Linked DNA regions of Homo sapiens: region 2 is linked to region 1. A link is a loop called in an ENCODE intact Hi-C map of the cell type or tissue named here. Cell type or tissue: OCI-LY7. All regions are shown on one strand. Links, peaks and the distances in the headings refer to the core of each region. The heading gives the core; the rest is flanking DNA. Region 1 overlaps TMEM51-AS1 (TMEM51 antisense RNA 1). Region 2 overlaps FHAD1 (forkhead associated phosphopeptide binding domain 1).

What was found. A loop is a pair of places that touch in the nucleus more often than their neighbours do. Peaks named below come from ENCODE experiments on the same cell type or tissue, not always from the same donor. Only the 100,000 strongest peaks of a DNase experiment are listed, where the experiment ranks them.
Region 2: a loop joins it to region 1, with 12 times the contacts of the local background. A loop is called at or near these places in 81 of 110 quality-filtered maps.

The regions. Positions count from the first base shown.
Region 1 is chr1:15,123,111-15,138,010 of GRCh38, forward strand. It overlaps TMEM51-AS1 (TMEM51 antisense RNA 1), which reads right to left. Exons shown (of 5, transcript NR_027136.1): 2 at 1,118-1,263. Among named protein-coding and RNA genes, the nearest start is that of TMEM51-AS1, 22 kb to the right of the region's middle. In OCI-LY7, for the core only: CTCF peaks have their summits at 5,593 (motif pointing right) and 5,804; a DNase peak (open chromatin) is centred at 5,591.
Region 2 is chr1:15,263,885-15,280,893 of GRCh38, forward strand. FHAD1 (forkhead associated phosphopeptide binding domain 1) reads left to right here. Exons shown (of 34, transcript NM_001391957.1): 3 at 8,439-8,645. Among named protein-coding and RNA genes, the nearest start is that of FHAD1, 25 kb to the left of the region's middle. In OCI-LY7, for the core only: a CTCF peak has its summit at 8,848 (motif pointing left); a DNase peak (open chromatin) is centred at 8,817.

The DNA.
Region 1 (14,900 bases), core at 1,388-9,387:
CATTGCCAAATGTCCCTGGGGGAACAAAATCATCCCTGATTGAGAATCACAGCTGTATGTGTTTTTGCTCATTTAGTCTCCACAACAATCTCGGGTAAGCATTGTTTTCCCCATTGGTCAGATGGGAAACTGAGGCACGGAGTGTTCCATAGATTTCCCAGTGTCCCACCTTAGTGAGTGGCAGCTAGGACCTCAGCCTCAGCAGACTGGCTCTCTGTGGAGTCTGGGCTCGAACCCACTGGGCCATTACAGCCTTGGCCCTAAAGCTGGCTGGTCACACCCAGCTGTTTACAGTAAAATTTCCTGAAGCCAGATGTCCCCAAGGCGAAAAAGACCTCCTCATTATTAAGTACTGCACGGTTGGAAGCTGGATCCACCCCCTCTGCCTGGAAGAATATTGCTCTGTAAATTATAGGCTTAAAGGGTAAAGACAGCCCCATCAGCCCCGTGAGCTCCTGACTTAAAACAAGGTAATAATTTAGGGACTTAGAAAGGTCTGGTTCGGTGAGTACTTATAATAGCTAATCTTGCACCACACCTGCATCATCACCACCTTTTTTAAATTTTTAAATTTTATTTATTTTTATTTATTTATTTTCTTGAGACAGAGTCTTGTTCTGGCGCCCAGGCTGGAGTGCAGTGGTGCAATCTCGGCTCACTGCAACCTCCGCCTCCCAGGTTCAAGCAATTCTCCAGTCTCAGCCTTCCAAGTAGCTGTGACTACAAACACGCGACACCACGCCCGGCTAGTTTTTGTATTTTTAGTAGAGACGGGGTTTCACCATATTGATCAGGCTCGTCTTGAACTCCTGACCTCAGGTGATCTACCCACCTCAGCCTCCCAAAGTGCTGGGATTACAGGCCATCATTTTTTAAAAATAGACAATAGGAAACAACCAGGACATTTTGGAAACTTGCCCACGTCCAAATTGGGCAAGTGATTCAGGCCCGGCCACTAATACAGCACATTAGCGGCGGTGCCTGGCAGCAGCTGGGTGTGCCAGCCTTCCTCCCCTTCTAACCAAGGTTGGAGCTGAAAGACCTGGTGGGGCTGACTGTCTGTCACCCAGGCTCTGCCACATACACCAGGCTGTGTGACGTGGGGCCAACTCCTTACCCTGTCTGAGCCTCGGTAGAGTCGGAGCGGATGTTCTCTGAGGTCTTTTCCCGGCTCTGAAGTGGTAGGTTGGGTGAGGAATGGAGGTGTGGGCTGGGTGGACAAACCAGGAGGGGTCCCTGTTCTTCCATGTCCCACCTCAAGTCCTAGATAAGGAAGAAAAAGAATGGACACCCTCCTATCACCATGACGCCACATGGCCGTCGACAGCCACCACCACTCCACACACTCACAGGGACCCGCCTGCCTGCGCCCCAGGCGCGGCCCGGGACCTCCCAGTGGGGGTCCGCCTCGAGCCTTGTGGTTTGGATTTCATGGGAAATTCCTGGGTGGGAACCAATCAGGATGGAGAGGGGAAAGCATCTCTGCTGAGACCTCCCGATTGATTGGCTGGCCTCAGGGAACTGCTCCGCCCCCACTCCGTGAAGTTCTTGGAGGTGGGGGTGCTGCTGATCTTAGTGCCCTTAGGATCCTGCTGCCCCCACCTCACCCCCAACCCCGCCTTCAGGGAAGTCTCAGGATCCTGGCTGGACCAATCCAGCCCTGCAGCCCTGGCCCATGATGAAAGGCCCGGGAGTAGACTCCAAACCTGAGAGGTGAAAATCAGAACCCTTTCCGACAGGGCTCAGAATTGCAGGTGGCGGTGAGCTGCCGCTTTTTTTTGGATCTTAAGCTGTACGACGAGTCCCAGAGCTGCAGGCTGCCCCATCCCACCCACAAGGAGATGCCTAGAGAACGGGGCCCAGCCAGAGTCGGATGCCTAGATGCGGGAGGGGGGCAAGGACAACTGATCTATTCTCAGATCCAGTCGTCTCCAAGGCCACGTCCACCCCTGCTTTCTGAGGTTTGGTTGTGATGCACTAAGCACCACCACCCTACCATTCCCATTTCTCTGTGTCTTAGTTTGCTAGGGCTGCCATAATCAAGAGCCACAGGCCACGGTGCTTGCACAACAGACATGGACCCGCCTATGGTCCTGGAGGCTGGAAATCCAACCTCAGGGTGCCAGCAGGGTTGGCTTCTTCTGAGGCCCCTCTCCTTGGCTTGCAAACGGCCATATTCTCCTTGTGGTCCATCCACGGTTGCCTCTCTATGTATGTGTGTGCCCAAATCGCCTCTTCTTATAAGGCAGTAGTCATGTTGGATTAGGGCCCACCCATCTGACCTCATTTGAACTTAATTACCTCTTTAAAGATCTGATCTCCAAATACACCCTTAGGTACTCCACATCTGAATTTTGAGGATATGCAATTCAGCACGTAAGAGTCTCACACACTACCCCCATCACCAGCTAAAGACAACTAGAATTGGATTCCACATGCTTGACTGGAGAAGATTCCCAGGTAAATGACCTACTGTCCACTGGCCTTGACACTGAGGTGACTCCCACCCTTTCTCCCAGCAACTACATACCACACACATGCACACACACAACTCTCGCCTGCATTTTAAGGACTCTATCTGCATTACACAGAACAACTTGGAAGCATGAAAGAATCCTAAATTCTTCTGTTTTTTTAATTGACCCAGTCTTGCTGCTAGAGATGAGTAACAAGTGCCCCCATTTTTCCCGGAAAAAGACAAGGAGTTACTATTATTCTTTATTATTTTCTCTTCTTTTCTCCATTTCTCCCTGTTCTTCACTTCCTACTTAGCTCTTTAGAAATGCAGTTATAGCCTTTTACCTCCTCTTCCCCACACACTCCTTACAGGGCAAGTTCACCTAATCATGTGCTTAGAAGCTCCAAAGCAAAACTCTCACCCACCAGGAGGTTTCCTCGATAGATAACAGTTGATTGATGACCCAAAGTATGCCCATGAAGATGCCAACTCGAGTCCCAGTAAATAAGCCATCAAGGTAGCATGTGAAACCCCCCTGCTCACTTCCACCCCTGTGTAGGCCCCTTTTAAAAACACTCCCCTTCTGCTCCAAAGGCAAGGTGGAACCCTTAAGGCAGGAAGCCTGTACTTCTTTCCCTATGTTAGCTTTGGAATAAAAAGTCACTTTCTTTATACCAGACCTAGCTTGTTAATTAGACTCTGCAAGTGGCGAGGAACTGAATCTGCATTTTGGTTACAATGTCGTCCCCTTGAGCCTGTGAGAGTTGCAGAGTCAGAAGCCAGGCTGCTTTTGTGGGCAAGTTATGGCTCTGTGTCTCCTCACTGCCATGCCACCATCTGGACACCCCAGGACCATCGCCCCTCTTTTGGTTTCTTCACAGGGTTTCCACATGGCTCTTTTCTGGCCAGGTTCCTCTCCAGGACAACTCCGGTTCTAGCTCAGGATAGAGATCAACCCAGCGCCAAGAGGATGGAGCCAACACCACCCTGACAGCACAGAGCCCTGGTACACTTGCTGCAAGATGCTCTTCCAGGAGCCTCTCAGAGATAGATGGGCATGCAACTGGCATCCCCAAACAACTGGAGCAAGTCTTATCAAAGTTGCTTCCATCATTTATTCACTCAACAAACACTTGCTGGGTGTGTGTGCCTTATGCCAGCACTATGTGAAATAGATCTACTGACAAAACAGTCTCTGGCCTGAAATAATGCACACATACATATATATCATGTCAGCAGGTGCTGTGAAGAAAAGAAACACAAAGCAAGAGTGAAAGACTCCAGGAGACACGTGTTAGGTGGGCAGGTTCATTTGGTTTTGTGGTCACTTAACCCAACAAACTCCAGCATCGAGGTCACCAGAGGCTTCAGACTGGCTTGTTAAAAACGGCAACTTTGCCGACACCCTCTTGGTGACACAAGAGTGAAGGCCCTGGGGTGGAGTCCTCACTCACAGGAAAGCCAGTCCATGTCACTGACATCAGTCTCCAAACCCAAGCAGAAAGTTCCTCTATGGCTGGGTTCCCCAAGACCACCCTGACTATTCCAACCACATCCACAACCAGCTCTACTATTATTGGCATAATAGCTGCCTATTTTAAATCGGGCCAGACCTGACATCACTGCCTGTGTCTGTGTAACCACAGGCCTAAGACGCTGGCTCTGTTTTCTAATACATAGATGTGGGTACGGATATGTGTGCCTCTATGTGCCAAGTATGCACATAAATATACAAATAAATATTCCTGCAAATGCTCACCTGCATGTCCCCCAAATCAGGTCACACTCCATGAGGGACATAAGTGCCACAGTTGGGAACCACTGCTTTATGGCACCCAACAGATTCCTCATGCAGCATCGGCCTGCAGTCTCCTGTGGCTGTGAGCTCACTGTACCATGAGTCTGCCTGTGCCCTTCTTAGTTCCAGTTGCTCATGGGGACTTTCTATCACTCTGCCTCCTGGTCCCTCTTCCACGTTGACCCTCTGTTATTTGTTTTGTTTTGGGGAGACAGAGTCTTGCTCTGTCACCCAGGCTGAAGTGCAGTGGCACGATCTTGGCTCACTGCAACCTCTGCCTCCTGGGTTCAAGTGATTCTCATGCCTCAGCCCCCTGAGTAGCTGGGATGACAGGCATGAGCCACCACACCCGGCTAATTTTTGTATTTTTAGTAGAGACAGGGTTTCGCCATGTTGGCCAGACTGGGCTCGAACTCCTGACTTCAGGTGATCTGCCCGCCTCGGCCTCCCAAAGTGCTGGGATTACAGGCGTGAGCCACCGCGCCTGGCCTGTTATTTTTTTTAAGCAGCATAAATGCCTCCCTCCCAAAACATCTCCTTCCCCCAACCCCATTACAGACCCTCAAGCCTTTTCCATGCCCCTTGTCCTTCTTCCATGGTCTCCCCTTCCATCTCTTCCTTCTCTGGACAATCCTCTCATAAATACATCCCTGAATAAGGACACCGTGCTCCCACATAGGCCCAAGCAGTGGAATCGTAATGAAGGGCCCAATTCCCAAGGGTCAGGCCCTGTGCCCTTTACATGAGATCTAATTGAGTCCTTGCTGTAATCCTGGCAGACAGGTACTCTTATCCCCACTTTACAGAGGCAGGAAAAAGTTAAGACACTGGCCCCGGGTCACATAACTAGTAGTATCAAAAGTAGGGATTCGAACCCAGATGTTTTTAACTGCTATCCTCCCTTAACCTGGACTTTATGCTCCTAGTAATACGATCGAATATTGTATCAGCTTTTAAAATAATCTACATCCCACAGTTGCCTCATTTATCTTGTGGGCAGCTGAATGGGTGGTGTTCAAGTCAAGCTGCTCACGAGAGTCACTGGAGTACTCTTGTTAAAAGTTCCGATTTCTAGGTCCTTCTCCAAAGCCAATAATTTAGGGTTTTGAGATAGGGCCTAGGGAATCTACACGCTAAAGTTAAAATGCTTATTTCCAGGCCTCGGGATTTCTGATTCACTAGGTGTGGGGTGAGTCTGGAGCCTACGTAGTTTTTAAACTTCCTTTGGTGATTCTGTGGCATGACCAGGGGCCTGGGACCAACCGCCCTGGTATATATGGCTCCACTATAGGCAGCGCCTGGGCCATTATAGCTCGCAGTCCCAGAACTCGCCACTAGATGGCAGGACAATACGCCCCTCACCAGCCTAGCCCAGCTCAGCTCAAGAAGGACCAAAGCAGCCTAGGCCACTCAGAGATCCAGGCCCAGTAGACAAAGTTTCAGGTGGGCAGGGCCCCCCACCATCCCTGCCAGCTGTCTGCAATCCCAAAAGGTGGCTTTTGGGGGGGAAATGGCTTTTGTTTTCTTTCCTCCACAGGATGCCAGAAACATCAGTGGGGTCGGCAAAATTTGAAAGCTGGCCTCAGGACAAATAAAACCTGTTAAGCCACCCAGATTCCCTTCCAGCCAGGAGGCCCAGATCCTGAGCCCAGCACGCTGTGAGGACGATAGACCACCCAGCAGGAGATGAGTTGAGGAATGGCCTGATGCCAGGCAGGAGGTCTTCCTCTGTGCGTGCAGCTCCAACGTGAAACGGCAGCTTTTTCCCTTCCTCTGAGGGGTGGCAGGCAGGTGGCCTCCTGGAGTAAAACCACAGGACCACAGGACCACGTGGGCAGCCCCAGGGAGTCAGACACACACGTGGGAACCTCGAAGCAAGACCCTGAACATCACTTTGTCCAGCCGCCTGCCTCCTCTTCATGTTCCTACACGATTAATGAGCCTCCCTCCTGGCCCCTGGGCATATGGGGAGCGCCTCCTCCTCTGGGTGCCAGGACCCCCCTGCCAGGGACAATCAGGCAGCCAGGTGTGGCCTGTGAGAAAGGGGAGGCCCTTGGGTCACATGAAAACTGATTCAAGGAAGGACTCCATGGTCACCAGAATGATGGGTCCCCAGAGGCCCACACTCTGGTTCCTAGAACCCGTGACTGTGATACTTTACATGGCAGAGGGAGCTAAGGTTGCAGGTGAGATGAGTGCTGCTCATCAGTTGACCTAAAAATAGGAAGAATATCTAGATTAGATTATCCAGGGGGCCCTATGTAGCCACAGGGATCCTTAACGCTGGGTGAAGGAGGAGAAAGAAGTGGGTCAGAGGTAAGTGTGGCTACTGAAAAGGTCAGAACGGTGCAACATGAGAAAGACTCAACTTCCATTCCTGGCTGTGGAGATGGAGGAAGGCGCCACAGACCAAGGAGTGCCGGCAGCCTCTCACTGCTGGAAAGGACAAGGGAACGGATTCTCCCTAGAGCCTCCTGAAAGGGACACAGCCCTGCTGACACCTTGATTTTAGCCCAGTGAGTCCCATGTCATATTTCTGGCCACTGAACCGTGCAAGAATAAGCCACCAAGTTTGTGGCAATCTCCTACAGCAGCCACGGGAAACTCACACACTGGGCAAGGTGGCTCATCAAGGTAGGTAACATTTGATCCTCAGGGACGAGGCTGGGTGAGATAGAGCAACGTGTGGGACTCACACTGCTGGTGTTAAAAGATAAATGGTGGCACATTAAAAAGTTAAAGAGTTTATTTGAGCAAACAGCAATTCATGAACTGGGCAGCACCAAATCGAAGGTGGTTCAGGGCTCCTCCAGAGGAGTTTGAAGGAAGGGCTTTGATAGAGTAAAGAGGAAAATCAGATAAATTAAATAAGGAATGTGGAAAATAAAGAAATTATTTGATTGGTTAAGGTTTGGGCAGTTGCCTTATTTAGATGATCCTGGTGGAAAGTTCCTGATCATGTAATTAATGCTTAGCTGGTCTTTTATGATTGGCTAAGGTTAAGCTTCACCTTGTTTATATAGAATCCCAGGGCATGGGAGCCACCTCAGCCTAATGGCCTCCCATTTTATTTTAACACTAGGTAAGAGAAACAGCTCACATTGGGCCAGACATGGCAGTTCATCCTTGTAATCCCAGCACTTTGGGAGGCCAAGGCAGGAGGATCACTTGAGGCTAGGAATTCAAGATCCAATAATAAAATTTTTTAAAAGTTGGCATCAAACTTGGTTCTAATGCCCATGATCTCAAGGTGTTGTGCCCCCAACAGACCAGGCAGCTTCTAAATGGCTCCCAATGACCCCACCTTTTGTGAAGTCCCCTCTCCTTGGTCATGTCTTGCTTCTAAGAATAGAATCCAGTAAAAATGATGGGCTGTCACTCCTGAGATTAGGTTATGAAAGACTGTGACCTCCATCTTGCTTGTGTATGTGTGGGCGTGCTCGCTCTCTGTCTCTCTCTCTGTGTGTGTGTGTGTGTGTGTGTGTGTCTCCTTATTTGCTTGCATTGATAAGGCCAGCTGCCAAGTTGTAAGCCATCCCATAAAGAGACCCATTTGACCAGGAACTAAAGTGGTCTCTGGCCAACAGCCTGCAAGGAGCTGAGTTCTACCAACAACCACGTGGGTAAGCCTGGAAGCAGGTCCCTCCCCAGTTGACCCTCGGGATAATGCAGCCTGTTAGGCATCTTGACTGCAGCCTGTGCCAGACCTTGAACCAGGAGCACCAGCTTTCATCCTGACTCACAGAACCTATGAAATAATACATACTGTTTTTCACAGAACCACTACGTTTTGGCATAATTTGTAACATGGGAATAGATAACTAATATGCCAAGGGAACAACAATTTGCAGAAACATTGCCCTTCCTCCCCCAGAGTGTGCAGTTGGCTCTTAAGAGTGTGTTGTGTTGAAAACCAGAGTAGGGGCCACTCCCAGGCAACTGATTCCAGACAACTAGTAAGTTAATGAGATGAATAATAGTGACAACATTGATAATAGTAATAGTTAACCTTGTGTAGTGCTTACTAGGTGACAGGCATTATTCTAAGTTCATTAAATATAATGAAATGTATTCGGTCCTCACAGCAACCCTACAAGGCAGGTGTTGCTATTTTCACTCTTTTACAGATGAAGAAACTGAGGCACAGAAGGGTTAAGCTGTATATAATAAAACAAATCGTTTTGGTTTGGTTTTTCTAGAAACAAGGTCTTACTATGTTGCCCAGGCTAGATTTGAACTCCTGGGCTCAAGCAATCCTGCCGCCTCAGCCTCCCGAGTAGCTAGGACTATAGGCGTGTGCCACTGTGCCCCGCAAATGTGAGAGTTTTGTTGGGTAGAATGCAAAGGTGGCATGAATTTGTTCAAGATAAAATGCAATATCTCAAAGCAAGTCTGTGCCTGCCAGGGTGCAGCCCCAGCTAAGCACATCCCTGCTCTCAACTGCATCTCCCAAGAGCACCTGTCCCCTCTCTTGTCCTTGCTTTGGTCTGGGCAGTGACCAGACTGAGAAACAGCAGCTGGTTGGCTGCTGGGGCCTCCAGCCTGACTGAGCAGGTGTCTGCACGAAGCCGTTGCCCAGGATGGTGACCCCCGGCCCTCACAGCACAGCACCCAGACACAGACACTCCGGGCCAACATTTGGGTTAAGAGGGAGATGTGAACATTTTTCCAACAACACAAGTTCTATTAACTCTGGAATCAGTTTTTACATTTTCCCATCTAAAATCTTAGATGAGTTACATAAGTGAAAACTTACTCATGTTGTGATAGTACTTTTTTTTTTTTTTCAAGACAGAGTCTTGCTCTGTCACCCAGGCTGGAGAGCAGTGATGAGATTTCGCTCACTGCAACCTCTGCCTCCCGGGTTCAAGCGATTCTCCTGCCTCAGCCTCCTGAGTAACTGGGATTACAGGCACATGCCACCACGTCCAGCTAATTTTTGTATTTTTAGTAGCGACAGGGTTTCACCATGTTGGCCAGGCTGGTTTCAAACTCCTGACCTCAGATGATCCACTGCTTTGGCCTCCCAAAGTGCTGAGATTACAGGTGTAAGCCACTGCACCCAGGTTACTTTCTACAATTATATGAGTTGAATAGATATTTGTGGGCTAAGTTGGAAAACCACCTTGGTTTTGATAACACTGTCACTATAAGAAGAAAAAAAAAATACACACACACACACACACACACACACACACACACACACACACACACACAATTTGTAGAGATGGGGTCTTTCTATGCCCAGGCTGGTCTCAAACTCCTGGCCTCAAGCTATCCTCCCCTCTCGGCCTCCCAAAGTGTGAGGTTACAGGTGTGACCAGCCACACCAGGCCAAGGAAATATATTTTAATTCCCAGGCACCCACCTATCAAGAAACTTTTGAAATGTAACCAGCTCCGGTGTGGACTGGCCAGAACCCACAAAACAACAATCAGGGCATTCGTGTTCATTGTCAATTGAAATGCCATTGGGTAAATAAGGCCAGAATAACTTTTTCTCCCCCAGGCAGCCCTGCTATTAAAGAATCTCCATTTGTCTGTAGAACTGCATACCTGGGAGGAGAGAAATAATTTTTAACACAAGGGGCAAGGACTAGTTTTTTCCTCCAGGAATGAAAGATACTACTAATTTCATAGGAAAATGAGAACATCAAGAAATAAAACTGGGGTCCTTCTAAAGCGAACAGGGCAATTTTAAAGATTCTTAGACTCATACAAGAGACCTTGCATCAAGCTCCCCCTGCAGAATGGTCACGAGGTGCCTGAGATGTTTATTCTTTCAGCCCTCAGGTGACTAGCAGGTGATCTCATGTGACCAGCAGGTCACTTCTGGTCAGGACCAGCCTTATCTGTTGACCTCAGGGTGCCAAGCAATTATGGGAAGTAAGGCCCTTGTGCAGAGACCCTCAAGCTATAAATGAGCAGGAGAATCACCTGGGTGGTTGCTGAAACTGCAGATAGCACACCCCAGCCCCAATGAGCTAGCTGGTTTTTAGTACCAGAGTGATATGGTTTGGCTGTGTCCCCACCCAAATCTCAACTAGAATTGTAGTTTCCATAATCCCCACGTGCCATGGGAGGGACCCAGTGGGAGGTAATTGAATCATGGGAGTGGTTTCCCCCATACCATTCTTATGATAGTAAGTTTTCATGAGATCTGATGGTTTTATAAGGGTCTTTTCCCTTCACTCAGCTCTCATTCTCCTTCCTGCCACCCTGTGAAGAAGGACGTGTTTGTTTCCCCTTCTACCATGATTGTAAGTTTCCTAAGGTCTCCCCAGCCATGCTGTACTGTGAGTCAGTTAAACCTCTTTCCTTTATAAATTACCCAGTATTGGGTATGTCCTTATAGCCACGTGAGAACGGACTAATATACAGAGCCAAGGCATGTTTGAAGTACCTGGAGAGTTTAAAAACCCTAATGTTAGAGTTCCTTTCCACCCCAGAAGGTTCCTATTCAATTGGTTTGAGGTGGGTCCCACAGTTATTCTTTAAAAGAAGCTGCTAACATGTGGACAAGATTGGATATCACTGCTTTCTCAGCCCAACTGCACACCCAAGGTAAGAGTTTCCTAAGACACCTTGACAGGTGCATCTGGCCCAGGTCTCAGATGTTTTCCCGCCTTCCTGCTGCTGAGACCAGAGCAAGCACTGTGTTAATGCTGGCTGCCACTACTATTATTGTTGTTATCATTTTTATTGTCACCATTAGTATTGGATCATAGCTGCAAGTTCAGCCCACCTGTTCCCTCCCCGTATTCCACGTGGAACCCTGTGGTTTCAGTGAAGCATGGGAGCTTCGTGTTCCATTCTCCTGCCTGTCCCTGGAGATTGGGTCAGCAATGAGCATGTGACCTCATCAGAGCCAATACGATTCCATTCCAGGACTTATATTGAACTATTGGCCAAGAGAAATACTCTCTTTTCCCCTTGGAGGATGACAGCCTGGAGGAGCCAGAGGCACCACAATGAAAAAGAGAGGCTGCCTAAGAATAAGACAGTACAGAAGAGGTGAAGCCAAGAGCTGGAGAGAGATCTCGTCTAAGATGACACTGTTTGATATCCTATTCTGGGCAGAGGGAACAGCAAATGCAAAGGCCCTGGGGTCAGAGGCACTGGGGTCCGGGCTGAAGAACATTGAGGAGGACCTTTTGGCTGGAGTGAGGTGAGTGGGAGGGGGGTAGGAGCTGAGGTCAGAGAAGTGAGGCAGGCAGAGGGCATCAGTAGGGCATTATAGATTACCATAAGGACATTGACTTTTTTTTTTTTTGAGATGGAGTCTTGCTCTGTCCCCCAGGCTGGAGTGCAGTGGTACAATCTCAGCTCGCTGCAGCCTCTGCTTCCTGGGTTTAAGTGATTCTCCTGCCTCAGCCTCCCGAGTAGCTAGGATTACAGGCGCCTGCCACCACACCTGGCTAATTTTTTGTATTTTTAGTAGACACAGTGTTTCACCATGTTGGCCAGACTGGTCTTGAACTCCTGACCTCAAGTGATCTGCCCACCCACCTTGGCCTCCCAAAGTGCTGGGATTACAGGCGTGAGCCACTGCGCCCGGCCTCAAAATGGTCTCTTGAATGTTGAATAGAGTAAATGTGACATCTGGCATCTACACATGGACATAAAGATGGAAACAACAGACACTGGAGGCTATGAGGGAGGAGAGAGAGACGGGAGCAGGGGTTGAAACCGATCTGTTAGGTACCACGCTCACTACCTGGGTGACGGGTTCCATCAAACCCCAAACCTCAGCGTCACGCAATATACCTTTGTAACAAACCTGCACATGTACCTGCTGAATCTAAAAGTTGAAAAAAGAATAAATTTAAAAAATAAAAGCTTGCATCCAAAAACCATGGAAGAATGGTTACTAGAAAACCCTAAACATTGATGACAATGGCTCCAAGGTAGCCCAATTATCTCTGGGGAAGATCAATGCATCTAATTGTTCCTCCCAATTTACAGACAAAGCTGAAGGGGTGGGTTGCCCCTCCACACCTGTGGGTGTTTCTCGTTAGGTGGAACGAGAGACTTGGAAAAGAAAGAGACACAGAGACAAAGTATAGAGAAAGAGAAAAGGGGGCCCAGGGGACCGGCGTTCAGCAGACAGAGGATCCCCGCCGGCCTCTGAGTTCCCTTAGTATTTATTCATCATTCTTGGGTGTTTCTCAGAGAGGGGGATGTGGCAGGGTCATAGGATAATAGCGGAGAGAAGGTCAGCAGGTAAACACGTGAACAAAGTTCTCTGCATCATAGACAAGGTAAAGAATTAAGTGCTGTGCTTTAGATATGCATACACATAAACATCTCAATGCCTTGAAGAGCAGTATTGCTGCCCGCCTGTCCCACCTCCAGCCCTAAGGCGGTTTTTCCCTATCTCAGTAGATGGAACATACAATCGGGTTTTATACTGAGACATTCCATCGCCCAGGGACAGATGCCTTCCTCTTGTCTCAACTGCAAAGAAGCGTTCCTTCCTCTTTTACTAATCCGCCTCAGCACAGACCCTTTATGGGTGTCGGGCTGGGGGACGGTCAGGTCTTTCCCTTCCCACAAGGCCATATTTCAGACTATCACATGGGGAGAAACCTTGGACAATACCTGGCTTTCCTAGGCAGAGGTCCCTGCGGCCTTCCGCAGTGTTTTGTGTCCCTGGGTACCTGAGATTAGGGAGTGGTGATGACTCTTAACAAGCATGCTGCCTTCAAGCATCTGTTTAACAAAGCACACCTTGCACAGCCCTTAATCCATTTAACCCTGAGTGGACACAGCACATGTTTCAGGGAGCACAGGGTTGGGGGTAAGGTTACAGATTAACAGCATCTGAAGGCAGAAGAATTTCTCTTAGTACAGAACAAAATGGAGTCTCCTATGTCTACTTCTTTCTACACAGACCCAGTAACAATCTGATCTCTCTTTCTTTTCCCCACACAAAGCCACTGGAAGCTAAGGCACTTGGTGTTCCTGACCCTGTCATTTACCAGCTGTGTGGCTTTGGAAGCATCACTTCCCTTCCCTGGACACCAGTTCCTACCTGTAAAATGGGAAGATTAGACTAGATCATCTCAGGTCAACAGGCACCATCGGGAAGGGAACCTTCTCCCAAGGCTCAGAAAACCTCTCATGCACACATTTCCAGCAAAAGACCAGATGACCTTTTTAAAAGCGGAAGTGCTGTTGGCAAGAGGGTTTGTTTATTTGTTTGTTTGTTTTTAAGACAGAGTCTCACTGTGTCACCCAGGCTGGAGTGCAACGGGGCAATCTCGGCTCACTGCAACCTCCGCCTCCCAGGTTCAAGTGATTCTCCTGCCTCAGCCTCCCAAGTAGCTGGGATTACAGGCGCCTGCCACTGCGCCCAGCTGATTTTTGTATTTTTGGTGGAGACGGGGTTTCTCCATGTTGGCCAGACTGGTCTTGAACTCCTGACCTCAGGTGACCCAGCCACCTTGGCCTCCCAAAGTGTTGGAATTACTGGCATGAGCCACCACACCCACCTGGCAAGAGGGGTTTTTACATCTTCTTCTGAATGTGGCTGCTGCGGCGTGGTGCCCTCTCTCTTCTTTCTGCCTCTCAGCTCCCATGCCTGGAGCCCAGAGCCTGGTCTAGAGTGGGTATGGGGTGGGGAGGTGAGGGACACACACTAGGTCCCTTTTGCCTTATCTTGGAGCATTTTCAAGTAGAATGACTACAAGGCTTGGAAACACTCCTGTGTGCATGCCTGGCAGAAATGAATGCTCCTGGGTGCCAAAGCCATGCGCACAAATGATCATAGCTGTTTTATTCATAATAGCCCCAAACTAGAAACAACCCTAAAGCTCATCAATGGGAGAATGAAAATATAAATTATGGTATATTCATACAATGGAGTATTACACAGCAACGAAGAAGAAGAATACAGCTATACACAACATCCTGGCTGGATCTCCCAGACTCAATGATGATGAAAGAAGCTAGACACAAAAGAATACATACTGCATGATTTCTGTTTATTTGAAGTTCAAAAATAGGCAAAATTAATTTATGGTGATGAAGGTTCAAGCTGAGGTTATTTTTAGGGGTTTTGACTGGAAGAGGATACAAGGGGAACCTTCTTTGGGTCAGGGAATGTTCTTGATTTTGATCCAGGCAGTGGCTATATGAGTATATACATATGTAAAAATTCATTGGCTGGGCATGGTGGCTCACGCCTGTAATCCCAGCACTTTGGGAGGCCAAGGTGGGTGGATCACCTGGGGTCAGGGGTTCCAGAGCAGCCTGGCCAACATGGTGAAACCCTGTCTCTACTAAAAATACAAAAATTAGGCAGGCTTGGTGGCACATGCCTGTAATTCCAGCTACTCAGAAGGCTGAGGCAGAAGAATCGCTTGAACCTGGAAGGCAGAGGTTGCAGTGAGCCGAGATTGCGCCATTACAGTCTAGCCTGGGCAACAAGAGCAAAACTCCATCTCAAAAAAAAAAAAAAATTGATCAAGCCAGCCTCCTGAGAATTTTGCACCTCACTGAACATAAATTATGCATCAAGAAAAAGAAGAAACAAAAAATAAGAAAAAGGCCTAGAACCAGAGGGTGGTTCCAGTGCACAGAGGTTCTCAGCCACCCGTCATCAGGGAATTTCCACGAGACTGGGTGGCGGCTCCCACCTCCC
Region 2 (17,009 bases), core at 5,459-13,458, 140 kb after region 1:
CTGTCCTTTCCACCATTGAATGGTATTGACACCCTTGTCGAAAATCATTTGACCATATATGCAAAGGTTTATATGGGGGCTTTCTAATCTGTTTCACTGTCTATGTGTCTGGCATAAATGCTAAGCCCACAGTGTTTTGATTACCCTATCTTTTTAATAACTTTTGAAACCAGGAAGTATGACACTTCCAACTGTTCTTCTTTTTCAAGATTGTTTTGGCTCTTCAGGGTTCCTTTGAGAATCCATATAAATTTTAGAATAAAATTTTCTATTTCTGGGAAAAAAGAACACCATTGGAATTTTGATAAAGATTGCATTAAATCTGTAGGTTGCTTGGGTAGTATTGATGTTCTAAACAATATTAGGTCTTCCAATTCTTGAACATGGGTTGTCTTTCCATTTATTTGTATCTTCTTTAATTTCTTTCGGCAACATTGTGTAGTTTTCAATGTACAAGTCTTTTGCCTCCTTGGTTAAGTTTATTTCTAATATTTTCTTCTTTTTGATGCTATTGTAAATGGAATGGCTTTCTTATTTTACTTTTCAGCTTGTTTATTGTTAGTGTATAGAAATACCACTGATTTTTGCATGCTGATTTTGTATCCTGAGTACAAAATAAATGATTTTGTATCATTTATTATGAATTCAGTGTTATATGTATATATGTGTGTGTGTGTGTGTGTGTGTGTGTGTGATCTTTAGGGCTTTCTACATATAAAAATCATGTTGTCCAACAATACAGGTAATTTTATTTCTGGGATATATTGAATGCCTTTCACTTCTTTTTCTTGTCTAACTGCTCTGACTAGGACTTCCAGTACTATTTCAAATAGAAGTGGTGAGGGTGGGCATCTTTATCTCATTCCTGGTCTTAGAGGAAAAGTCTTAGTCTTTCACCACTGAGAATTATGTTAGCTATGAGCTTTTCACATATGGCCTTTATTATGTTGATGTAGTTTTCTTCTATTCCTAGTATTTTTTTGTGTTTTCATCATGGAAAGAGTGTTGAATTTTGCCAAGTGCTTTTTCTCCATCAGTCCAGATAGTCACGTGGTTCTTCCTTTTCATTCTGTTAATGCATTATGTTACACAGATTGATTTTCATGTTGAACCATCCCTGCATTCCAGGAATCAATCCCACTTGGTCATGGTGTATAATCCTTTTAATAAGCTGTTGAATTACGTTTGCTAATATTTTGTTGAAGATTTTTGCATCAGTATTCATTAGGGATATTGGTCTGTAGTTTTCTTATAATGTCTTTGGTTTTACTGACAGGGTAATGCTGGTCTCTTACTTCGCCTTTTGAGTCTCAGCTTCTCCATCTGTAATATGGAGATTATAGTAGAACTCCCTGTAAAGGGCTGTTTTGCAGATTAAATGAGGGAATGAACACAAAGTGCTTTGGTAAGGCCCAGTTCACAGGAACTTCTCAAAATATGTTAGCTGATAATAATAATAAAAACAGAACAGCAGTTAATCTCATAATGAGACAGTTCAGCAGAGTGGAGCTTGTACATTCAGCCTATGTTGGCAGCAGAGCTTTCTACTAACATCAGTTTTTTGCAGTTATCTAAATACAGGAGGGAGTGGTATTATCAGGCAGTCCTCAGAAACTCTCCCTTGGCCTAACACAAGGCAGAGGCTTGTCCCATTTTGTGGTATCATCCAAAACTTCCTCCTGGCTTTGATTTCTTAATCACGGCTTGACAGCTTCTGAGGAGCTGAAAGTAATGGGATTTGAGAAGAGAAAAACAAAATGTAACACATAGAACTTATCTCTTTGATGAGTTATTAAGAGTTCATAGGCTGGGTGCGGTGGCTCACACCTGTAATCCCAGCACTTTTGGAGGCTGAGGCGGGCAGATCACCTGAGGTCTGGAGTTTGAGACCAGCCTGGCTAACATGGTGAAACCCTGTCTCTACTAAAAATACAAAATTAGCTGGATGTGGTGGTGTGCCCCTGTAATCCCAGCTACTCAAGAGGCTGAGGCAGGAGAATTGCTTGAACCTGGGAGGCGGAGGTTGCAGTGAGCCAGGATTGCACCACTGCACTCCAGCCTGGGTGACAGAGCAAGACTCCATCTCAAAAAAAAAAAAAAAAAAAGAGAGAGAGAGTTCTTAGAGCACAAAGAAATGTGGTCAGTAGGAATGGAGATGAAGATGATGTGGGAAGCATTTCCCAAAGGGCGAATATGTTTTCATGTTTATTTAATAAACTTTATTATTTTTGTGTGTTTGTTTTGAGACAGGGTCTCGCTCTGTTGCCCAGGCTGGAGTGTGGTGGTGCCATCATGACTCACTGCAGCCCCAACTTCCTGGGCCAAAGCAATCCTCCCACCTCAGCCTCCCAAGTAGTTAAGGCCACAGGTGTGCACCACCACACCTGGCTAATTCTTTCATTTTTGTAGAGATAGGGTCTCCTTATGTTGCCTAGGCTGATCTTGAACTCCTGGGTTCAAGCCTCCTGACTTGGCCCCTCAAAGTGCTGGCATTTCAGGCATGAGCCAACATGTCTGGCCTAGACTTTTTTTTTTTTTTAGCAGTTTTAGGTTCACAGAAAGTTGAACAGATAGTACAGAGAGTTCCCACATATAACAACCCCTCCCCCACAACACTCACACATACACACGCAGTTTCCCCTATTATTAACATCTTCGTTACTATGATACATTTGTTGCAATTGATGAATCAATATTCATATGTTATTATTAACTCAAGCCCAGAGTTTACATTAGGATTCATTCTTCACGTTATAAAGTTCTGTGGGTTTTGACATAGGCATAATGTCAGGTATTCACCAATATAGAATCATACAGAATAGTTTCACTGCCCTAAAGATCCCCTGTGCTTACCTGTTCAACACAGCCCCCCACCTTCCCCTGACCCCTGGCAACCACAAATCTTTCTATAGTTTTATCTTTTTAAAAGTTTCATGTAGTTGAAATCATACAATATGTAGCCCTTTTAGATTAGCTTTTTTCACTAAGCAATATGCATTTAAAGTTCCTCTGTATCTTTTTGTGGCTTGAGAGCTCATTTCTTTTTATCATTGACTGATGTTTCTACCAGTTTGTTTATCCATTTACCTTCTGAAGAACATTTTGGTTGCTTCCAGTTTTTGGCAATTATGAATAAAGATGCTATAAACATGCATCCAAAATAAATGAATCTTAAATCCCAACAATAAGAAAACAACCCAAATTAAAGATGGACAAAAGATCTGAACAGATACTTTGCCAAAGAAGATATACAGATGGCAAATAAGCATATGAAAAGATTTTAACCATCATATTTCACTTAGCAATTACAAATAAAAGAATATATCTCCCCATTTTTTTTCTTTAGCCTCTTGATGCAATGGATTACATTAATTGATTTTCAAACGCCAAATCAGTTCTTGAATACCTGGAATAAATCCCACTTAGTTGTGGTGTATAATTATTTTTATACATTGTTGGATTATATTCACTAATATTTTGTTGAAGACTTCACGTCTATGTATATGGGAGATATTGGCTTCTAGTTTTCCTTTCTTGTAATGTCTTTATCTTGATTGGGTATTCAGGTGATATTGGCCTCACAGAATAAGTTAGGAAGTATTCCTCCTGCTTCTATTTTCTGGAAGAGATTGTAGGGAGCTGGTATCATTTCTTCCTTAAATGTCTGATAGAATTCACCAGGGAACCCATCTGGGCCTGGTGCTTTCTGTTTTAGAAGGTTATTAACTATTGATTCAAATTCTTTAATAGATAAGGGCCCAGATCATCTATTCCTCCTTGTATGAGTTTGGGTAAATTGTGTCTTTCAAGAAATTGGTCCATTTCATCTAAGTTATCAAATTTGTGGACAGAGAGCTGTTCATAATATTCCTTTATATATCATTATAAATAATATATAAAATAATAATATAAATGATATATAAATTATAAATATAAATTTTATATAGCATATATTTATAAAATAAATATTTTATATATTATAAATATAATATAAATATATTGATATGATATAAAAATATGGTATATATAAAATATGTTTTATAGCATATAAATAGGAATATAAAAAATATATATATATTTGCTGTTCTTTACATTTTCTTTTCTTTTTTTAATTTTATTATTATTATACTTTTAAGTTTTAGGGTACATGTGCACAATGTGCAGGTTAGTTACATATGTATACATGTGCCATGCTGGTGTGCTGCACCCATTAACTCGTCATTTAGCATTAGGTATATCTCCTAAAGCTATCCCTTCCCCCTCCCCCCACCCCACAACAGTCCCCAGAGTGTGATGTTCCCCTTCCTGTGTCCATGTGTTCTCATTGTTCAATTCCCACCTATGAGTGAGAATATACGGTGTTTGGTTTTTTGTTCTTGCAATAGTTTAGTGAGAATGATGATTTCCAATTTCATCCATGTCCCTACAAAGGACATGAACTCATCATTTTTTATGGCTGCATAGTATTCAATGGTGTATATGTGCCACATTTTCTTAATCCAGTCTATCATTGTTGGACATTTGGGTTGGTTCCAAGTCTTTGCTATTGTGAATAGTGCTGCAATAAACATACGTGTGCATGTGTCTTTATAGCAGCGCGATTTATAGTCCTTTGGGTATATACCCAGTAATGGGATGGCTGGGTCAAATGGTATTTCTAGTTCTAGATCCCTGAGGAATCGCCACACTGACTTCCACAATGGTTGAACTAGTTTACAGTCCCACCAACAGTGTAAAAGTGTTCCTATTTCTCCACAACCTCTCCAGCACCTGTTGTTTCCTGACTTTTTAATGATTGCCATTCTAACTGGTGTGAGATGGTATCTCATTGTGGTTTTGATTTGCATTTCTCTGATAGCCAGTGATGGTGAGCATTTTTTCATGTGTTTTTTGGCTGCATAAATGTCTTCTTTTGAGAAGTGTCTGTTCATGTCCTTTGCCCACTTTTTGATGGGGTTGTTTGTTTTTTTCTTGTAAATTTGTTTGAGTTCATTGTAGATTCTGGATATTAGCCCTTTGTCAGATGAGTAGGTTGTGAAAATTTTCTCCCATTTTGTAGGTTGCCTGTTCACTCTATATTTATTATAGAATATAAATATTCCATAATAAATATATCCATGGGATCAGCTGTGATGGCCTCTCTTTCATGTCTGATATCAATAATTTGTGTCTTCTCTCTTTTTTTCTTGGTTACCTACTAGAGGTTTGTCAGTTCTATTGATCTTTCCAAAGAACCAACTTTTGTTTTCTTTGATTCTCTCTATTGTCTTCAATTTCATTCATTTCTGATCTAATATTTCTTTCAGTTCTTCTGTCTATGTTAGGCTTATACTGCTCTTCTTCCTCTAGTCTCCTAAGGTAGAAACTTTGATTATTGATTTCAGATCTTTCTTCTTTTCTTATGTGTGCATTCAAGGCTATAAATTTCCCTGTAAGCACTGCTTTCACTGCTTCCCACAAATTTTAAGTGGTATTTTCATTTTCATTTAGTTAAGATAATTTTTAATTTCTCCTGAGATTTCTTCCTTCACCGTGTGTTATTTAGAAATGTGTTGTTTAATCTCCAAATGTTTTGGGATTTTCCACCTATCTTTCTGTTACTGATTTCAAGTTTACTTCCATTGTGGTCTGAGAGCATATTCTACATGATTTCTATTCCTTTAAATTCATTGAGGTGTGTTTTATGGCTCAGAATGTGGTATAGCTTAGTGAGTGTTCCATGTCAGCCCAAGAAGAACGTGCACCTTGTTGTTGTTGGGTTAAGTGTTCTATAAATATCAATTAGATCTTGTTGATTGACGGTGTTGTTCAGTTTAACTATGCCTTTACTAATTTTCTGCCTGCTGGCTCTGCTAATTACTGACAGAGGGTTGTGGAAGTTTCAGCTGTCATATTGGGCTTATCTGTTTTTCTTTGCAGTTCTGTCAGCTTTTGCCTTGTGTATTTTGGCACTCTGTTGTTAGGTGCATGCACATCAAGCATTGTTATGTCTTCTTGGAGAATTACCCCTTTACCATTATTTATGGCTCTCTTTTTTTTTTTTTTTTTTGAGTTTCACTCATGTCACCCAGGCTGGAGTGCAATGGCATGGTCTCAGCTCACTGCAACCTCCACCTACTGGGTTCAAGTGATTCTCCTTCCACAGCCTACTGAGTAGCTGGGATTACAAGTGTGCACCACTACACCCAGCTAATTTTTGTATTTTTAGTAGAGATGGGTTTTCACCATGTTGGCCAGGCTGGTCTCAAACTCCTGACCTCAGGGGATCTGCCCGCCCTGGCCTCCCAAAGTGCTGGGATTACAGGCATGAGCCACCACACCTGGCCTAATGCTTCTCTTTATCCCCAGTTTTTCTTGTTCTGAAACTGCCTTGGCCGCAGTTAGTATAGCTACTTCAGCTTTCTTTTTTATTTTAATATTTTGGGTGGCAAAGTGTTTGGTGGAAACTTGGAAAGTGGCTAATAGCACAGACATTTGAATCAGGCGAACCTGAGTACAAGCCAGGTGACTTGTCAAGCGGGGTGACTTTGGGTAAATTCATTCTGTGTCTCAGTTTCCCTATCTACCAAATGGGAAACTATCTCTAGATTGTTGTGAAGATGAAATAGGGCAATGCAATAAAGCACTAAGCAATCTCCTGGCTTGTAATGTGTAAGTAATATGTTTTATTGTTACTCTAGTATACATATTAATATATTCTATTATTAATATAAGCTCTAGGTTGTTATATGATGGAACTTTAGTTGTCTACATGCAAGTACTTTTATATAAAAGCTGGACAGGGCACCCTGAGAAGATAAACTTAGAAAATAGTTGCAAAGTCTCAAGCTGGCATGGATGTCTGGTTGACAGTGCCCTTAAAAGATGAAGACTTTGGCCGGGCACGGTGGCTCACGCCTGTAATCCCAGCACTTTAGGAGGCTGGGGCGTGCGGATCATGAGGTCAGGAGTTTGAGACCAGCCTAGCCAGTATGGTGAAACCCCGTCTCTCATGCCTGTGATCCCAGCATTTTGGGAGGCCGAGGTGGGTGGACCACGAGGTCAGGAGATGGAGACCATCCTGGCTAACATGGTGAAACCCCGCCTCTACTAAAAATACAGAAAATTAGCCAGGCGTGGTGGCAGGCGCCTGTAGTCCCAGCTACTTGGGAGGCTGAGGCAGGAGAATGGCGTGAACCCGGGAGGCAGAGCTTGCAGTGAGCTAAGATCGCACCACTGCACTCCAGCCTGGGCAACAGAGCGAGACTCCATCTCGGAAAAAAAAAAAAAAAAAAAAAAATTAGCTGGGCGTGGTAGCACATGCCTGTAGTCCCAGCTACTCGGGAGGCTGAGGCAGAAGAATTCCTTGAACCCAGGAGGTGGAGGCTGCAGTGAGCCGAGATCGTGCCACCACACTCCAGCCTGGGTGACGGAGCGAGACTCTGTCTCAAAAATAAAAGACGAAGACTTCAGTGTGCCCTGCAGCTCACAGTCAGAACATTTCCCTTCATCCCTCCAGGGCCCTGCAACCAGGGGAACATGCAGTCACCTCCTTTGTGCTGAGCTTCACTCAGTCCTCTTATTAAAGTGAAATTACAGAGGAGCTTCTGTCCCTTGCCATCAGTTTGCAGACACACTGGCTGGGGCCCCTTTCCTTTGGGGAAACATGGTCACACCAAGCCCCCTTTTGAAAAGCGGGCCATCTGTGGTTAGGCAAATCCTGAATAGCTTTTAAAAAGCAATGGAAATAACTAATCGCATGGGAAATATTTATTGTACATCAAGGTTTTTCAAAGGTAGTTATAAAACTATGTATGTAGGGTGTGATTAATTTTGTTTAAAAAAATTTAAAAGGACGTAAGCATAGAAAAAAAACGTGGAAGGATGTGAACCTCAATGTTAACCATGGCTGCCACTGGTGAGGGTGGGATTATAAGTAACGGTAATGGCTTCTTTAGTACTTTTCTCTATTTCTTGTTTGGGCCATTTTTGCCTCCTGTCCTGGTACTGAGTACCACCATAAATACCCATGTGGAGTCAGGGAAAAAGAAAATGGCCAATTCCTTGACGATTTTCGGTTTTGGTAAAATAAAAAATAAAAATAAAAACAAAAACAAAAAGAAAAGAAAATGGCCAATTCCCTGGTCCCATATTTGTCCAATATGACTCTCCCAAGATCCCTTTGCCTTTGTGTTGCCTGATTTCCCCACTCAACAACTTAGGTACCTGTCCCCAGGTCTGGTGTCAGACAGAGCACATATCCCAAGCTCCTTCACACACTAGCTGTGTGGCCTTGGGCAAGTCGCTTAACCTCTCTGATCCTCAGCCTCCTCCTTTTAAAATGAGGATTGTCGTGATGATCTGGCGGCGGCAAAACAGGTAAGGCACTCAGCTCAAAACATTAGGGGCCGTGTCATTTTTGTTTTCATGGCTACGACTGTCCTCCTTCTCCGTTGCAGTCTCCTGACATCGACAACCACCATGCACTCATTGAATATAACGAGGCGGAGTGCAGCTTTGTTCTCCAGGACTTCAATTCCCGCAACGGCACGTTTGTCAACGAGTGCCACATTCAAAACGTGGCTGTGAAGCTCATCCCTGGAGACATCCTGAGATTTGGGTCTGCAGGGCTGACCTATGAACTGGTCATTGAAAATCCACCTCCGGTGAGTCCGGGCCACTGGGGGATAGAGGGGCCATGTCGCCTTCGTGCAGCCCGGCGCTCGGATGCAGCTGCAGGGTGGCGCTTATCCACATTGGTGCCACTGTGATCGCACGCTGCACACAGGCAGCAGAGACAGAGTGGACCCTGTGGAGTTCTGAGTCATTCTGGCGGGTCCCAGGAAGGAGAGAATCTTAGCACCCTCTTCTGGGCATTTCTTGGAGTTGCATCTTGGCTCACATAGAACCAGTTTTCCAAAAATGTGCAACTTCCTGAGAGGAGGCGGAAAACAAGGTGTGCTTTTGAAAATGCAGAGGTGGATTTCATTTTTAGGTAGATGAGCACGCTGCTCCTTCCTAGCTCTGTGACCTGGGCCAGACTTCTTCATATGCCCAGGTCTCTGCCTTCTTGACGGCACATGGCATCAAGAGAATGTCTGTAGAGCCTGAAACTCAGTGTCCAAGTAGACGCTCTTAACACATAAGCGCCTGAAAAGCCAAATCTGTGAAGTCCGAGCCAGTGTTTCCCTAAACATGTCTGATTATCAGAATTTGAGGGGGACTGTTCAGTAAAATTACAGGTTCCCGGGGCCCCTCCATGGGAGATTCTAATTTTGTGACTTGCCAGTGGGGGAGGAGGAGGATGCACAATATCTCTATTTCTTTTTTTTCATACAAAGGTATTTATTGAAGTATTATTTGTAGTGGCATAACATTTGAAACCTAAATGCCCATCAAAAGGGGCATTGTTTAATAAAATATAAGGGGTTCATTCTTATGTGGATAACTATGCTGCTTTTTTTTAAAATGCAGCTTTATTGAGGTATAGTTGACATACAGTAAAACTGTACATGTCCAAAGTACATCATTTGCTAGGTTTGGGAACATGGATATACCTGTGAAGCCATTGCCACAACCAAGACATTAAGTGCACCCGTCACACTACAGGGTTCCTCATGACCTTAGCATTTCTTTGCTTCCTTGCTTTGAACAGCTTTATAGAAGTATAATTTATGCAGCATAAACCCTGCCCATTTTAAGCGTACAATTCAACACATTTCAGTATATTTACAGAGGGGTGCAGCCATCACCACAAGCCACTTTCAGAACATTGCCATCACCATGTACATCCTAGAAAGAAACCTGTGAGATACTTGACTTTTTGTGTTGGTTTGTGCAATTTTTTATGTTTTAAACTGTGGTAAAATACATATAACATGAAATTCACCGTATTCACCGTTTCTAAGGAACAGTTCAGTGTTGAGTGCATTCACATTGTGGCGCTGCTGTCACACCGTCGATCCACAGAACTCTTTTCATTTTGCAAAACTGAAACTCTGCCCCTATTAAACAAGAGCACACTGTCTCCCTGTTGCCCTCTCACCCTAGCCTCTAACGACCACCGTTCTACTTCCTGTCTCTGTGAATCTGACTACTCTGGGTACCTTGTATAAGCGAAATCATACGATATTTGTCCTTTTGTGTCTAGCTGGTTTCACTCAGCACCAAGTCCTCAAGGTTCATCCATGTTGTAGCATGCGTCAGACTGTCCTTCCTTTTGAAAGCTGAAGAATGCTCCCTTGTATGAGAGACCACATTTTGCTTATCCGTTCTTCCATGGGTAGACACGTGGGCTCCTTCCGCCTTTTGCCTATTGCAAATGATGCAGCTGTGAACCTAAGTGTACAAATTTGGGGAGGGGTATTTTGTTTTAATCACATAAGTGTGTCACCCAGTGGTAAAGATGTCCAACCTTCACTTCTGAAGGAGCAAAAGAATGTATTATAAAAGATTCTGTTTTGGCCAGGCATGGTGGCTCACACCTGTAATCCCAGCACTTTGGGAGGCCGAGCCGGGCAGATTGCCTGAGCTCAGGAGTTTGCGACCAGCCTGGGCAACACGGTGAAACCCCGTCTCTACTGAAATACAAAAAAAAAATTAGCTGGGCATGGTGGCGGGCGCCTGTAGTCCCAGCTACTCTGGAGGCTGAGGCAGGAGAATTGCTTGGACCCAGGAGGTGGAGGTTGCCGTGAGCCGAGATCATGCCACTGCACTCCAGCCTGGGTGACAGAGCAAGACTCCGCCTCAAAAAAAAAAAAAGATTCTGTTTTGTATAATAGTTTATATTTTGTTAGTGAATGAGAACGGTAGAGTTATTATAATGGAATAATGAGGAGGAGCAGGAGGGACACTGTGCTAAGGCATTTACCTGCTTTCCCTTATTTAATGCAACAGCCTAGGGCATGGGCTCTCTCATGATCCCCATTTTGCAGACAAGGAATCTGAAACTCAGAGAGGTTAAGTAATTTGCCCAGGACCACACAGCTAGTCACTGTGAATTAAACTCTGTCTCCACTTGCAGGTAACAATTGGGAGAAAACCATTGGGTCAGCTGCTAGGTGCAGCAGTATCATCAACTGGTTTTCAAAGACAACAAAGCACACTTTTTTTTTTTTGAGACGGAGTCTCACTCTGTCGCCCAGGCTGGAGTACAGTGGCCCGAGCTCGGCTCGCTGCAAGCTCAGCCTCCCGGGTTCACGCCATTCTCCTGCCTCAGCCTCCCGAGTAGCTGGGACTACAGGTGCCCACCACCATGCCTGGCTAATTTTTTGTATTTTTAGTAGAGATGGGGTTTCACCGTGTTAGCCAGGATGGTCTCGATCTCCTGACCTCGTGATCCGCCCGTCTCAGCCTCCCAAAGTGCTGGGATTACAGGCGTGAGCCACCGCGCCTGGCCAACAAAGCACACTTTTACAGTCACTTGGCTGTACATGAATTTTAAAAATTCTTATTTCTACATGCAGTTGCCTCCTGCTTTATTAGCTAAGGGACTTTTGGCAGCCAGACATCTGCCCCCTGGCCCATGCCCAGAGTACCTCACAGCAGCCCGAGCGTTTCCAGGGGGCAAGCCGAGCCTCTGTCCCTGCCAGGTTTTCCTCAGAAGACCCCCTGTCCGCCTCCACCCCATCCTCACAAAACTGCTCTCGGCTCCCTTTCAGAGCATTCCTAGATCAAGAGACATTCGTGCAGGCTTCCTCTTAGTGACAAAGGGTCCTTTGCAGGCCTGAGTGAGGGCAGCCATGTGGACTGAGTTTCTCTTTCTGATGGCTTCCCTTTCTATTTGCCTGATGACCTCGACCTGTGAGCTATAAAAAAGAAAAAAGGAGGTAGTGAAGAGCGTCTCTCATCAAATCTCATCTCATTTTGGGGTCCAGTTTTTCTAAGAAATGTGTAGCTGTCTTGATTCCAGCATGCTCTTGTCTCTTATTGATTCTTTGAGTCCCTAGAGAGGGGGCTGTGTCTTCCCCGCGGTAGAGTTTTCAAGGATTGTTTCCTTTGGAAGAGGACTGTCCTAATATTGTAAGGCTTAGCTGTTCTTTTCCCAAGAAAGAGTTCCCAAACAGAAAAATTTATTTCAGGCTTTGTGGTGACCATAACCAACAGAGAGGGACGTGACAGCCATTTCAATAGGAAATGGGAGGTGGAGGCAGAAGTTAGAGACCCAAATGTGTTTGTAGACATCACAGTGGCTAGCGTGGGTGTCCTGAAGTTCAAGTGAGTCTGCCCCACACAGTTCTGCCCTGCTCTTGACCAGCTGTGGGATCATGCACAAGTTGCTTCACCTCTCAAAGCCTCAGTTCCCATTTCTGTAAAATTGGAATCCTAATAGTTCCTCATGTGGGGTTACTGTAGTAGTAAACGGGTCATTGTTTGCAAATTGCTTAGCCCAGTATCTGGTGCCTATGATAGCAGGAAGGTAAGAGGAGCACGCTAGCAGCCACCTGCCTCCACTGTGAGCCTTCCCATGGACAGAAAACCTCCCAAGACCTCCCAACTACCAGGTGGATGCCTTTGCAAATAACTTACCCATGGAGTGACATACAAGGTAGAAAAACAGAAAGAAACTCTTGGTTTACAAAGTACATTGGCACCCACGATATGCTTAAGAGTACACGTTATATATCATAGCTTTTTTGCCAAAGTATAGCCTAGGGGCCGGGCGTGGTGACTCATGCCTGTAATCCCAGCACTTTGGGAGGCCAAGGCAGGAGGATCGCTTGAGGCCAGGAGTTCAAGACCAGCCTGGCCAACATAGTGAAACCCCATGTCTACCCAAAACACAAAAAATTAGCCAGGCGTGGTGGCACATACCTATAGTCCCAGCTAGTCAGGAGGCTGAGGCACAAGAATTGCTTGAACCCGGGAGGCAGAGGTTGCAATGAGCGAAGATCATGCCACAGCCTGGGCAACAGAGTGAGACTCTCTCAAAAAAAAAAAAAGTATAGCCTAGGGCCACCACCTTGCACAACTCCAGTCACCATTCACAGTAGAGTCCACAAAGATGGCACCCCCTGGAGTTGTGCGAGGCATAACCTACAGGGCCATTTGCGATGCCCTGAAGCAACTGTTGAGTAGTAACACTGACTCCCTGCCTAAGTGTCAGGCGTGTGAAATCCAAGTCACAAAGTCAGATGTGCTTGCCGCGTTGTTTCTGCCATTATGATGTTTGCTTGTTGGTTTCTTTAGTGCTTTATGATTTCCAGGAAAGGAGCTGTGAGTGAGGGTTGTCCTGTGAACACTAGTGCTGTTCTTATAAAGCAGCTAGGTAAGGAAACCTACGTTGGCCTGTTCTGCCCTGCTCCCATTCCAGCCAGAGCTTCCCACATGACTTCTGGATGCAGTCCTTCGACCCTCTTGCAACCTCATGACATCCTGCCCAACATAAAGAGTGCCCATATGCCTGGCTACTCACTGCCTTAAAGGGGAAGCTCTTTGGGAGTGCAGTGAAGAACACAAAGGCTTTGGAGTACGATAGACTGAAGTTCAAACTCCAATGGCAATCTAGCCTTTCTGAGCCTCAGTTTCCAACTTTTGCCGGGCAGGAACACATTAACCACAGGCTCCCTTTCCCCCTTCAGAATTTGCATACAGGCCTTTGGGACCATCCCATCACTGTATAAACTGAAGCCCAAAGAGGTTCTGCAGTGTTCCCAAGATTGTGTAATCAGTTATGGCCAGAACCAGGATTAAGTCTCCTGAGTCCCGGTCTGGGAGTCTTTCCCAACAGCCCAGAGCACCTCGGTCACCTGAGAGCTCAGGCAAGTTCCTCACTGCAGTGCTGCCAGCCTGCCACTTCACATGCTCATGGGGGATGATATATCGTGTGGGTAGAAATGAAAGCCACCGATGATAGAAGAAAATGCAGTTTCAGATAGGGGCTTCCTCATTCGCCTCCACTATCTTTTCACCAGGGATGCTGCTGAAGTTCCTGGACAAACTCAGTTCCCCCCTTGCAGTTTCTTTTTTGATGGTGATGATAATGTCTGGCGGCTAATGTTTAATGAGCATTTACTATACGTACCAGGAAGTGTCCTAAGTACTTAATATATATGATCTCATTTAGTTCTCGCAAAGTAAGAAGTATCTGTTGTCATCTCCATTTTACAGGTGAGGCACAAAACGTAACACATTTTTCGGGGTTATAGATGGTAGGAGGCAGAGGAGGTAGATTAACCAATTCTGCTTAATTCTAAATCCCATGTTCTTAACCAGAGGTCGGCAGACTACATCCCATGGGCCAAATTCAGACCATCTCCTGTTTTTATAAATAAAGTTTTATTGTAACACCTCCATGCCCACCAGTGTTTTTCTGCTCCAATGGCAGAGTTGAGTAGACAGAGATCATATGGCACACAAAGCCAAAAATATTTACTCTCTGGCTCTCTTAGCAAAAGTTTACCAACCTCCACTCATAACACTATGCTATTCTGCCTCTTTCATTTACCCAGTGTCTGAAAGAAGGGCTAAAAAGGAGGATAGGAGATTCTGGGGATAGGAGAAAGAATGAATGCCCCCACTATCTGCTAGGAACTGCGCTGGTTAATAGTTTACTTAGTTAACTGAGGAATAGGAAAAAGGGAAAATACGCTTTGAACAGTCTTCATTACCTCTTTTTTTTTTTTTTTTGAGACGGAGTCTCACTCTGTTGCTTAGGCTGGAGTGCAGTGGCACGATCTCAGTTCACAGCAACCTCTGCCTCCTGGGTTCAAGCAATTCTCATGCCTCAGCCTCCCAAGTAGCTGGAATTACAGGTGTGTGCCACCATGCCCAGCTAATTTTTGTATTTTTAGTAGAGACGCAGTTTCACCATGCTGGCCAGGCTGGTCTGGAACTCCTGACCTCAGGTGATCTGCCCACCTTGGCCTCCCAAAGTGCTGGGATTACCCGCCTTCATTACCTCTTTAAAACAGAACTTGGAGATATGTGGTTCTAAATATACACATACATGTATATGCATTTGCATATATAGTAATATAATCATATTGATACATCTGATAAATATGCTTGACATTAATGTATAATATACACAAGAGATGAATATTTATAAATTTTACCTGTTTCTTCAACTGGAAGTTTTTTTTTAAAACTTTGGAATGTTTTCCCTGGGATAACTTTTGAAACAGAAATTTGAGGTTTATAGTCCAGAGGCTGCTGTAGCTAGAGAACTGTTTATTTGTTCCAAATTTCTCCACCTAATGTTTTACTACCTGTGGTTGGTTCCTTGGTCTTAAGTCACTTCTTCTCTGGGGCCACTGCTTTACTCTTACAAGTTTAAAGGTAAATTTGGTGCATGATTATAGCCTGGTGGGTTTTACTCAAACAAGTCAGAACTCGCATTAACACCTTTCATTCTAAGTACATAGTGATATTTGTGCTCAAGTGTCAATAAGCATATTTTCCAGGAAATTTTACTGTTTGCAAGTGTCAGAAACCCAACTCAGACTAGCCTAAGCAAAAGAAGGAGAAGAAGAAGTAGCTGAAGTTATTTTTCATGTAACTGAAAAGGCCAGAAGCATCAGCTTCAGGCCTGGCTAGATCCAGGTGCTCAAGGGATGCTCAGGAATCTGTCTGTTAGGGTTACCTCTCTCGGCTTTGGAGCCCCCCCTCCCTCTTTCTCTGTACCGGGAGTTTCTTCCTTCTGTCTTCTTCCTTCTTTCTTGCCTATTAAACTTTCCGATCCTTAAAACTCAAAAAAAAAAAAAAAAAAAAGGAATCTCTTTCATCTTTGTGAGCTTCACAGTCTCAAGCAGATTCTTGCCCCACCTGTAATGAGGTGGCCACTGGCAACCCCAGCACCTTCCAAACTCAGCAGCTCTAGGAAAAGAGCAAGCGTCTTCATTGGCTTCGTTTGGATCACATGACTATCCCCGAACCAATCAGTGAGGCCAGAGACATGGAATGCTCTGACTGGCCAGGCCTGGGGCATACTCCCTCCCCTGGAGTGGAGGGGATGAGCCCCATTGTGGGAGGGAGGGGTGTCTCCCCCACACCCATGCAGGAGATGGATGCAATGTAGGGAGGAAAAACAAAAAAAAAGCCCATGGCAAGAAAGCATTCCTCCTACCTAAGCTGAGCCTCCGTAATGAGATTCCGTGCTAGGAGCTTGGGGTAAGAAAATGATGAATAATCCATTCTCTATCAGGGAAGTTCCAGGCAGGTCTCCAAGGAAGTAGCGTGGCTTGTTTTTCTCCTCGGTGTATGATGAGAAGGACACAGAGTTGGGGGTTTAGTCATCCATCCCAGGGAAGGTGGCAGTTCCCATCTTCATGGGACCGTTAAGTACTCCCCGTTCTTGAGAAGAATGTGGCTTTGCCTGTAACCAGGCCGAGTAACTGGGGATTGAACAAAGAACCAGAGAGCATGGCACACTTCAGAAGAAACGTCTCGATAGCCAAGCTTTGTCATCTCCCATCCCGATCGTGTAGTATTTTCCTCTACACTGTGCTGTTACAGCTCTTGGAGGGGACCTGCTGATGTGATGAAAGATCCTGAGACCAGGTTTTTTTATATCAAAGGACATTTTCCAAAGCCCATGAAGTGGAGGGCATGGGGCAGCAGACAGCCTCAGGCACAATGTCCTCGGCAAAAACACAGAAGGACTCCTGAAGTTTGCTTCCTCCTCAGATGTCTACAGAGTGTGCAGACAGCCTAGGGGACTGCAGGGAGGAGCGCAGGTGGAAGCCTTAGCATCCTGGTGAAACAGAACACGGACGACCCGGCCCAAAACCCCAGGGATCAACCGTGGCTGTTTCCTGCAGGTCACACTCTTCCCAAACTGCAGCCACATCGCCGCTTTTCCTAAGTTAGTTGATCATGCATTGGTTCATTCAGTCACTCAATCTGGCAAGACTGAGCTCCAGCAGGCCGAGTCTAGGGTAGAAAACGCAGTTTGCAAACATCTAAGTGTTTTCTCCTTAGATTCTCTTTCCCATTTTATGGACTGACCAGGAAATGAATTAGAACTTAAAGGAAAAGGAAAACTTTAAGCTAGAAGGTTTACAAAGATGGAAAGTAAGATGGGCCAGAAT